Linked DNA regions of Homo sapiens: region 1 is linked to region 2. Evidence: chromatin contacts called from ENCODE POLR2A ChIA-PET data. All regions are on one chromosome and are shown on one strand. The core of a region is the stretch at or near the end of the contact, and the rest is flanking DNA. Distances in the headings are between cores, read along the strand shown.

Region 1 (5,282 bases), core at 551-3,050, 230 kb before region 2:
AGCCACTGCTTAAATATTCTTCTAGAGACCCAAATCAATCTATTCTGAAAATAAAGTGGGAAAGTGAAAAAAAAAAAAAAAACAAACAAAAAACAAAACAGGCTGGGCCTCACCAAGAGACCAAGGAGTAGCCTTTCCCCATTTTGGGCTCTCAGATGACAATATTTTTGCTCTATTCTAAACCAGCAGACACCCTGCTTAGAGAATACCTGTTAATCAGCTGGTCATGTTGGAAATGTTACCCTTCTTACTGAATGTCTACCAAGGCTTACATATTCCTTTACTGTGCCTGCTCTTGAATCACTTCTAACTCATCTTCCGGAGCCTTTAAAATAGACTCTCACATTCTTTTTTGGTGGGGTCTTGCTTCTGGTTTTCTCTGGAGATGCGGCTCTGTGGCTAGGTGCAGAGGGTGGCGTGGGAGTTGGAATCATGGCAGCTACAACCAACTCATGCAGGGCTTCCTGGGCCCCCCACCAGTGCTTCACCACATAAAGTGTGCAGGTAGCTATGAACTTGGGGGTGGCCATCAGGGTCCTCTGCTTTACTTATTTACTTTGAGATGGAGTTGCCCTGTCACCCAGGCTGGAGGGCAGTGGCACAATCTCAGCTCACTGCAACCTCCACCTCCCAGGCTCAAGCAATTCTCATGCCTCAGCTTCCCGAGTAGCTGAGATTACAGGTACAGCCCACCACGGTCCGCTAATTTTTATATTTTTAGTAGAGATGGGGTTTCGCCATGCTGGCCAGGCTGGTCTTGAACTCCTGACCTCAGATGATCACCTGCCTCAGCCTCCCAAAGGATCCTCTGCTTTAGAAGGTTTACAGCCAACAGTTCCTCTGCTTAATTGGACCTCCCAAGTCAGAGATGCAGGACCATTTCTTTTTTTTTTTTTTTTTTTTTGAGACGGAGTCTCACTCTGTCCCCCAGGCTGGAGTGCAGTGGCAAGATCTCCACTCACTGCAAGCTCCAGCTCCCGGGTTCATGCTATTCTCCTGCCTCAGCCTCCTGAGTAGCTGGGACTACAGGCGCCTGCCACCACGCCCGGCTAATTTTTTGTATTTTTAGTAGAGATGGGGTTTCACCGTGTTGGCCAGGATGGTCTCGATCTCCTGACCTTGTGATCTGCCTGCCTCGGCCTCCCAAAGTGCTGGGATTACAGGCGCGAGCCACCGCGCCAGGCCAGGACCATTTCTTCTCAGGTTCGAGATCCCAGGAGAACAAACAGCCTTCTCAAGAGGACCTGTCCTGTTTGCACAGGTGATCCCTCCAAGAGATATAAACATTTCTGGCTTTACTGCATCCAAAGATAGCAAAGACACATAAAATATACCCCCAGCAAAACCCTTTCTGGCTAGTTGGCTGGGATTTGAGTGTCCTCTAAAAGCCTCCATTTTAGGTGGTTTTGCACATACAGGGCATTTTTGTTTTTCTCTTGTCCCCAGTGACTCATTATTTTCTCCTCCTAGCCCCAGGAAGCATAAATCCCCCAGTATGAGCGGCAGGGGTGAACACATGGAACGAGGGGGGCCTCTGCAGCTTGTCCGAGAATTATAATTCATCAGCGGCTGAGCTGCTGATGCAAGTCTTGGAGACCATGAGGATGGCGTTTGAACAGTAGCCCCAGGGCGCTCCCCACTCCCATCCATTCCTGTCCTGTGTGCAGGTGTGTTCCCCGAATAACGATTCATCCTCTGGCTGCTTCGCTTTTTCTGAAAGCCGCCAACAGAGCTGTCTCCGATGACAGGTGACTAACGGGCAGCTGATTCTTGAGTGAGATACCGAGGCGTGGGCAGGAGAGGTGTGCTGTTCTCTCTTCCCCATCTGGGAAGGGCCTCAGGCTCAGCCCACAGTCACCTTCTGTGAGGGTGGCTTTACCTGCCCTTGCATTCTAATGCTTCTCTCTGCCAGGGCCCCTCCTGCAGACCCTTGGCTGGCTTCTTGGGGTTTCCACCCAACATGGGATCCCCAGCCCTGCCAGAACCCCATGGCCTTGCCTTGTGATTTCTTCCTAGTTTCCAAATGGGAACAATCTCCCCCGTCAGAAGGTTTTCAGGTTTGGGAGCCAAATAAATACGGTATTTTTCAGACGTATGGACACACTTTACACAACTGGAGAGTCCTTTTAAATCCCTTATATCCTTATTTAATCAAATTGCTGTTCTGCAGGTCCCTGTCTGTCACTGTGGATTATGGAGACTTCATTGGTCTCAAGGATGTTTTTCTCTTTTTTAATTAGCTCCCTTTTTTCCTGCTTAAGGTTTTTTGGGTTTTGGAGGGAGGGGTAGTGAAGGGAGGGAAGTAGAGAAGGAAGAAGACAAGTCAGGAGACTGTCCCCATGCAGGGCCTATCCCCTCCCCTGCCTGTAACTTGGGTGATGCCCAAGGTAGAGCCAGCCACTTCCTTCTTCTTATGCGTATTTATTACCTTGCTCTTCTTTAATCAACGCCAGTCTGGCTTATATAATCTAACTTTTTTTTTTTAGTGCAAGACGCATCACATGAAGTCTCATTTGTCCTCAAACTTTTTGTAAGAAAAGTATCTTTCTCTTTAAGTATAATGTATATGTTCTGTTAAACTCAAGCACATTTGATTCTTTTTTCCCTAATTTGCCACTCTCTGCAAGGCGAGGCTTGCCTACCTCAGTGGGAGGTTTACTACGGGACTTAGGTGTCAGACCTGGCTTCAAACTCTAGGCTCTGCTGCTTACTTTGTAGCCGGAGAACCATAGTTTATCTTCTCTGTGCCTCAGTTTCTTCACCAGAAATGCAGATAATAATCCTTAGTCCCCAGTGTTGCAGGGAAGAGGACGTAGAATACTTGGTTCCAATGCTCAATGTCTCTTTCTTCAAAGCATTTTTGCATTCTGGTTATCTACAATCCTTTCTTGTAGAGACAAATCCAAAACTGTTTCTACAAAGTGTAAGGCCACCAAGCGTATACTACTTTTCAGCCTCTCAAGCACCTATTTTTCCTCACTTTCCCTGGGCAGGCGCTAGCTTCTCCCTATTGCCTGTGGAGTCCTAGCTGCAGTGTTATCAGAAAGTATGACACTAATCAAGACAATTCAGTGAGGAAAGAGAGAAGACAGCACTAACCAAGGGGAAGTGGGGAGAAATGGTGGATGGAGAAACAGAAAACTGACCAGGCTTCTACACTTTGCCATCTATGCAGAGCTCAGTCACTGTGATGCTACCTTTGAGGGGACACACACCACCCAGACTGTGCCAATGCCTAGAAACGTGAACCAGCTAAGAATAAGTTACCATGGATTGATATGGTCTATCAGGTGACAAGAACTTTATAATCGGTCACCCGTTGCAACATTTATTATTGTTACTATCATCCTTTGCATTTTAGAGGTGGGAAATGGAGGCAAGAGATTTCAGTACATGTCTGTTGGCACCTAAGGCTGTGTGTTCTCTTCACTTTGCTGCTCTGCCTCTCCTGCTACGAGCAACATAACCAAATCCCTCCTACTTGGTCAGGATGACTGCTCACTAGCTTAGGCCCTCTCAACCTTCCTGGGTGGCTGTCCTTTAGCCAAAACATTCAAGAGCAATTTTCACATACCCAGGAAATTCAAGCCCATTACTTCTTGGTCAAAGAGGTAAAGACTGCAATCGACCTGGCAGACCTCAGACCAAGCAATCATGCGCTTTAAGGCAATTGCAGAAATGGAAACAATCTCAGCTAATAGACTTACAAACTGTCGCTCTTTTCCTTTTCTTCTGCCGGTCCCCCCCACCACCCTGTCTCTCTCTCTTCCTCTTTCTCTCTCTCTCCTTCTGTCTGTGTCTCATTTGTCACAGTTCTCTTACCTTTCCCTTCATCAACTTTCCCCACAATATATTCTGCTTTTTCCAAGTTCTTTTCTTTCTCCTTGAAACATTAATAACTTACCATGAATCCAGTTAGAGAAAGTGTATCTCGCATACTTCCACTTTTAATTCTCTGACACTTTTCTTATTAAAATGACACCATGAAAACATCAATCCAAAACAACAAAAATAAGGCAAAAAGAGACCACCAACCTCGCTGGAAATGCTACTTCGAGCCTCACTCTGCTGCTAGACTGATGTATCACTTGATGTTTCCTCATTTTATTCTTATTGTTTCCTAAAGCAATAACAATTGTCTACAGAAACACCTCGGATCCTGCTGGCAAAACCCAAACATAAGTGAAGCATTAAAAATACCGCCCCCCACCCCTGAATCAGAAATCATCTAATGAACCCCATCAGAAGGGTGGAGGGCGGGGTGGGGGTGGCAGGGGTAGATGGGAATGACAGTCGAGAGAGACAGACAGACAGACAGACATTTTACAAATCTCCAGGCTTCATTTTCTTTTACTTCTCATTTTCTATTCACATCATGATTTCCCCTGGAATATATCACCAGGATTTTATGGTGGCCTCATGTTCTCTTTTTTTCCCTCTTCCCTTCTGTTCACTTAATGTTTGTTTTTACTGATTTGGGCTCTGAAAGCATGGCTTATTTATCATGGATTTGAAAGCCTCCATCTTCTTGCTCTGTTTTCGCCAGGGCTGTGACATGGTTCACAAATGCTGCAAATACGCTCAGCGCCCCTCTCCTTTTCCTCACTGCCTGTGCCCTGGGCTACCTTAATTCTCATCTGGGCAAAACACAAAAGTGTCAGCAGAGGACGGCATGACCACAATTACTTTAATCTTGCTGTCACTTTTACTTACGCTCCCAAGCCCTCATTTGTTGTTGGAATGCTGGTCATTTTTTCAGCTCACTGATCTCAAAGCTTGCAAAAGTGATCATCTATCCATAGAGAAGCTCCCCTTGCTTCATTCGATAAGTCTATCCCAGAAAAGTGGGAGGGCCTGACATTTTTACAAGTAAAGGTACTAAAAAAATGCCAGTAAAAGGGATAATATGGCAAATTCCTTTCATCAAATGAATTATAATATTCTTATTTTTGGGAAATTTTGTTCTTTCTAATTTGAGTTTGGTTCAACACCTCTTGTATTTGTCTTGTTTAAAATAGTTCTCTTTCTTTTTACTTGCCAGTTTTGATTAAATAGTGCCCCTATCCTAGATTCTCAAAGTTGGAAGTGGCCCAGAAAGTCAGTCTTTTTCCCTAATTCATTGAGATGATAGACAATGGGCATCGGGGACGGCTGGGATTGGAGTGAGCTGACAGCTTGGTGAATTGTTTACGTTGAATCAAAAGCTCTTTCATCTGAATTCTGTGCTAAGAACCACAACAAGAAAGAAAAAGAAAGAATGAAAGAAAGAATGAACGAACAAA
Region 2 (5,333 bases), core at 2,220-4,719:
CGGCTCTCACTGAGCATCCTGGAGCTGCTCTGCAGTGGGAAGGCAATCACCAGCCAACAGTGACACTGAGGCCTGGAGAAACAGAGTCACAGCCCAATGCCGCAGCCCTAGAGCAGACACGGCCCCTCCAACCAGCATCCTCTCCTCCTCTCAGGCTTTGGTGAGCCTGGGAGGGCCAGGGGCTTGGCCTGATGAGAATTTTTCTTTTTCGTTTTTCTTTATTTTTGAGACAAGGTCTCACTCTGTTGCCCAGGCTGGAGTGCAGTAGCGCAATCATGGCTCACTACAGCCTCAACCTCCTGGGCTCAAGCGATCCTCCCGCCTCAGCTCCCTGAGTAGCTGGGATTACAGGCACATGCCACGACACTGGGCTGACTTTGGTATTTTTTTGTAGAGACAGAGTTTCGCCATGTTGCCTGGGCTGGTCTCGAACCGTTAGGCTCAAGAGACCCGCCCCCCTCGGCCTTCCCAAGTGCTGGCATTACAGGCACGAACCACCGCGCCCTGCCAGATGAGAATCTTAAAGTCACCCCAAACTGGGCAGGTCCTCGCTGGGTTTGAAGCTGGGTGTATTCTGAGACGTCTGTGAAGGTCAGAACCAGAGCCGCAGCGCCGTCTCCAAGTTCCAGACTACTTAGTCAGGGCACAATCCATTTTCTTCATTAAAGAGCAGGTTCCTTGTCCATCTTTCAAACTAATGAGAAATCTTACTTGGGCGTGTTGAGCTGCTCCCTCCCCCGATTTTTTATTACTTTTCCCCAAAGCCTTCCCTGAATACAAATCTACACGGAGTGTGACTGCTCATGAGCTGTGAAGCCGAATTTAAGCCCCGGTCTGCTGAGCGTCACCCCAGGAGTCCAGGGCGGGGTCTGCTGTGTGGGGGCGGGGAGGACGCTCTCACTTTTGTCTATGGCTGCACAGAGATGCCACTCCTGTCTGTCAAGCACCGAGTTTCATGGGGAAATAAGAACCCTACAGATGAATCCTTTGTGTGCCCGAAACACTGCTGTCTGCCAGCGGGAAGGGAGAGACACCACAGCAAGGCTGCTGCAAAGCAGAGTGCCCCAAGGCGGGGTGGGGAGGGACAGGCTCCGGCTGCAGGACCTGGTGGACCACCAGGTCCAAGATGGCCACACTGAGCTGTCCCAGAAGACGCAGATCAGAGCAGGATGTGGCCAGTGTGCGTGGCCCATCAGGGCCTACCCTGGGAGAGCTGTTTTGCATGAGGAGGGGACATCATCCCCGTTGACAGTGCAGGGGCCTCCGCAGGGCCCAGGGAAGCAGCACGCACTGGCCCTCAGAAGGCAGGGGACGGACACCGGCACCTGCACAGGGCTGAGCTGACTCAGTTTTATAGGCTTGGCTCCCTACTCACCTGCCTCCCACCACCACCAAAGTGGGTAACAGCTCCTGCCCCTTTTTCTGGGAGAGGCTGGGGGTGGTGACACCGTTCATTCAAGGTCACGTAACTAAGGACAGAGCCTGTCTGAGCCAGGCAGGGTCTGCACACACAGCACGGCCATCTCAACCCTCTTCCTAGAGAGGTTCACCCGCCCTGCAGACGTCTGGGGAGCGGCAGGATGGACTGGGTCAGAGCAAGGGCCCTGGAGTCAGATAAACCTCGTTCAAACCCACCTGGCAACCGTGTGGCCTTGAGCAAGGCATGGACTTTTCCAGCATCCACCTTCTCACCTGCAAAACAGGGAGAAACGCTTCCTGCCTCCCAGGCCACAAGAGTCCAAGTAGGTGCCCAGGAAAGCCATGCTGCCCAGAGCTGCCCCCTGGGGCCATGCCCACACTCCCGGGGCACCCACACCTCCAGGAAGAGTACCCTGGCCAGCATGGCCTATGCCCACCTAGCTGGCGCTGAGTCAGAACCTGAGTCACGGGGCAGCTTCATCCAGCACAGGAGCTTGCGTGGGCACAGATGGATGGGCCCTGCCTGGGGGTGGCCTCTGCAGGCTGTGGCGGACTTGAGCGGCGTGAAGCCTGGTCATCAGTTTAGGAAATTTCAAACGTCCCACTCACGCTCCTGTGGACAAGGCCCAAGACGCAGCACACTTCCCCAGGGGGGCTTCGGATCCCGGAACATGTCTCAGGGAGCTCACAAAATGCTTTCATGAGCATGGGGAAGTGGTGAGGCCAGCCTTCCTGGTCTTCCAGAACTTTCCCCATAGGTCCTTTGCCAGGCAGGAAGCGGAGCTCCTCTCGAAATTTACTTTGCGGCTCCTGAACAGAAATGGGATTTGCTTCAAGAATCCTAAACAGGCCAAGCGCAGTGGCTCATGCCTGTAATCCCAGCACTTTGGGAGGCCGAGGCGGGCGGATCATGAGGTCAGGAGATCGAGACCATCCTGGCCAACATGCTGAAACCCTGTCTCTACTAAAAATACAAAAATTAGCCGGGTGTGGTGGCACATGCCTATAGTCCCAGCTACTCAGGAGGCTGAGGCAGGAGAATTGCTTGAACCTGGGAGGTGGAGGTTGCAGTGCACCGAGATCGCGCTGCACTCCAGCCTGGGCCACAGAGCGAGACTTTGTCTCAAAAAAAAAAAAAAAAAAAAAAAGAAGATCCTAAACAGAAAGCTGGGCTCTGGAACTGGCCCTTGTGGCGTTGGCATCCCTGCCCTGCACACTGTGGCCTCAGGTGCCCCACTGTGCAATGGGGTCTCAGCCTGCCTGGAGCCCAGGGCCCAGGCCACACCTGCAGCTTTCCTCCTCCAGCCAGTCACTCTTTGGGGCCCCAACCCCTCCTGGCCACTCCGGACCCACAGGCAGCCTGCAGGTGCCCCACTAGAGTGGGAACATAGGCCAACTTCTGACCCACCTGAGTTAGGCAGTCCAGGGACAGCAGGGTGACCGCATAGCCCAAGGTGGCTGCAGACGAATAGTCTTGGGCCAAATCCCATTCTGCCTCCCACGCCTGGTCCAGTCAGGTTCCCCATGATTCAAGATCACGGCCCTATCCCTCGCTGCCAGCGCTGGCTTCCAGCTCATGCAGACTTCACAGCCAAGCCAGCTTTCCTGCTATCCGGCTCTGTTTCAGCCCATTATTCCTCATTACTCCCAAACCACTGTCTACAAAGCCTCTCCCTCCTCCACCTTTGTGCCCTTCAACGGTTTGCAACAGGACTCATTTCTTGGCTAAGGGACAGGCCATCAGTCTTCTTAATCTGGCCTCATAAATCAGCCACCTGAGTACCCCCGGGCGCCTCCACTGCCCGCCCCCACCGAATTCCTGAATCCTCTGGCACCTCTTGGGGCAGCCCCAGGACCCCCAGCTCCCTCCTGGCGGGGGCAGCCATGACCCCAATACACCCAGCACTGTCCTTCTCCCCTCCCCTCCCAGGGCCTGTCCCCCAGGACAGGCTGAGGGCTCACAGCTGCTCTTGCAGGATCCCTGCCAGCAGCCTCAGCAGCTGCCTCCCCTGTCAGCAGGGCCTTCTCCTGGAACGGGACATCTTAAGCTTGTTGGGATCAATTGCCCGTGGCGTTCCAGTTAATCCCCCTGGCAGGCGACTGTCAGCTTTAGCAAGAGGAGGCGCGAGGACTTGTCAGGACATAGCCTTCCCTTAGGGTATGGAGAGCAGAAAGGGGCCAGTGGGGTCTGAAGGGCTTGGGGGGTAGCGGAAGCACCCCAGGGCCCGTGATCCCATCTTTACAAAACGCTCCTGGGCTTTAGCCCCCACTTATCCAGAGCAATGGGCAGGAGGATGAACCAGAGTCCAGCACCTGGCCTGGTGCAGTGGGCACTCAGGAAGGCTGGTAAAAGGCTGTGTGGACCTAGGTGGAAGCTCCAGTGAAGAGAAAAGAGTGTGTGTGTCGGGGGTGGGGCTGTGGGTGTGGGTGTGGGGGGTGTGGGTGTGGGGGGTGTGTGTGTGGGTATGTGGGGGGGTGTGTGTGTTTCCTGGTGGGGGAGAGGGCCTAGAGGTATCCTTAGCCTCTAACGCCGCCCGAAGATCCCCAGCCAGACGTGCCCTTTAAGAATCGTTTGAATCCAGGAGGCGGAGGTTGCAGTGAACTGAGATCGCACCATTGCACTCCAGCCTGGGCAACAAGAGTGAAACTCCATCTCAAAAAAAAAAAAAAAAAAAGATTCACACAGCCAGTCATTCAGCTGCAACTGATTCTGCATCTGCTGCGTTCTTAGCAGACCATGATAGAGACGCAGAGCTTGCCTGCTGAGGTGTTTCTGCCAGAAGGCTTCCTGGAGGAGGGGTGTTAACCCTGCAACAGGCTGAGGAGACGAGGGGGTCATCAGCTACAGCAGCGCTTCTCAGACTGGTCTGGGACCAGCACCTGGGAGCTTGTAGAAACGCTGATTCTCAGCAGGGATCAGCCACTCCTGGGCAGGGCCCAGCACCCAAGTCTTAAGTGACCAGGTGTTTCTGGGGAGACCCACTAGGCTGGGGCATGGGAGACTGGGTCCCAAGGGAACCAGCATCCAGGGAATTCTCTCCTTCGGCCAAGAGTTTGCGGCCTGACAGTGTTCTCTGCACTGTGGTCAAGGGGCTCATAGGTGGACAAAGTGTGTACTCGGAGCACTGGCAAAGCAGAAAACAGTTCTAGAAGAATCTGGTATTTAGTATTTTTCCGGAAAGCATCAACATCAGCATCATGGGAAACGCTAGTATCCTGATGGACGCTCAGTCTCTTTTATCCCCCAAATTAGGCATTAGGACAATTGTTCTAGGAAGTGAATGTGTGTTCAGCTTCTCCCGCACAGTTGACCATTTCTTTGCCCTCTCACTCTTGCCTCTTGGGACCTTCCTTCTGGAAATATTTTCCTTTAGAAATGGCTCAAGGGAGGCTCCAAGCTCACTTGGGATTGTCCGAAGATGCCGACATCTTGTTCTTGAAAGATATTTTTACTCAGTACAAATGCGAGGTGGGCAGTTATTTAACCTGTTCATACTAGTGTTTGGTGACGTTGTTTTCCAGGCCTGTGGTCTCTATTAGTGCGGTCAGGAAGTTGGTCTGCCACCTAGTTGCCATGCATTTGTAGGTAATTAGTCTCCTCAGCAGCTTCTTTTGAAACCGTCTCTTTGCTATTGTATATCACTGTGTTGGGTCCAAGCATGGAGTTTTTGTTTAATCCCTTGCTCATGCTTTATCATGTTCTCTGAACTGAAATTCGTGTCTTTTAACAATTCTGGAAAATCCTCAGCCATTATCTCTTTGAACAGCAAGTCTCGCCCCTCTCCCTCTTAGCGCTTTCTGGAGCTGCGAGCGGATGAGCATTCTCACTTCTCGCTCTGACCTTCCCTCTGAGCTTCCACCTCGCAAGTTCTGTCCTGCGTTGTACCTTCTGGCGGTTGCCTCAGCTCCATCTT

The links. ChIA-PET counts read pairs that join two places held with the same protein, here RNA polymerase II (POLR2A).
Region 1: POLR2A ChIA-PET joins it to region 2 with 11 read pairs in naive thymus-derived CD4-positive, alpha-beta T cell. The contact joins two enhancer-like sites. POLR2A ChIA-PET finds 5 or more read pairs at or near these places in 2 of 52 experiments (GM10248 and naive thymus-derived CD4-positive, alpha-beta T cell).

The regions. Positions count from the first base shown.
Region 1 is chr22:39,935,184-39,940,465 of GRCh38, reverse strand. The region is part of intron 1 of GRAP2 (GRB2 related adaptor protein 2); the gene reads right to left. Among named protein-coding and RNA genes, the nearest start is that of TMA7B, 23 kb to the left of the region's middle. RefSeq lists an enhancer at 595-1,347. Within about 2 kb of position 1,800, at least 2 of the 41 ENCODE cell types and tissues checked have a DNase peak (open chromatin) inside an H3K27ac peak, as active enhancers do.
Region 2 is chr22:39,702,132-39,707,464 of GRCh38, reverse strand. No RefSeq gene overlaps it. Among named protein-coding and RNA genes, the nearest start is that of CACNA1I, 130 kb to the right of the region's middle. RefSeq lists enhancers at 297-860, 861-1,423, 1,424-1,988. Within about 2 kb of position 3,469, at least 2 of the 41 ENCODE cell types and tissues checked have a DNase peak (open chromatin) inside an H3K27ac peak, as active enhancers do.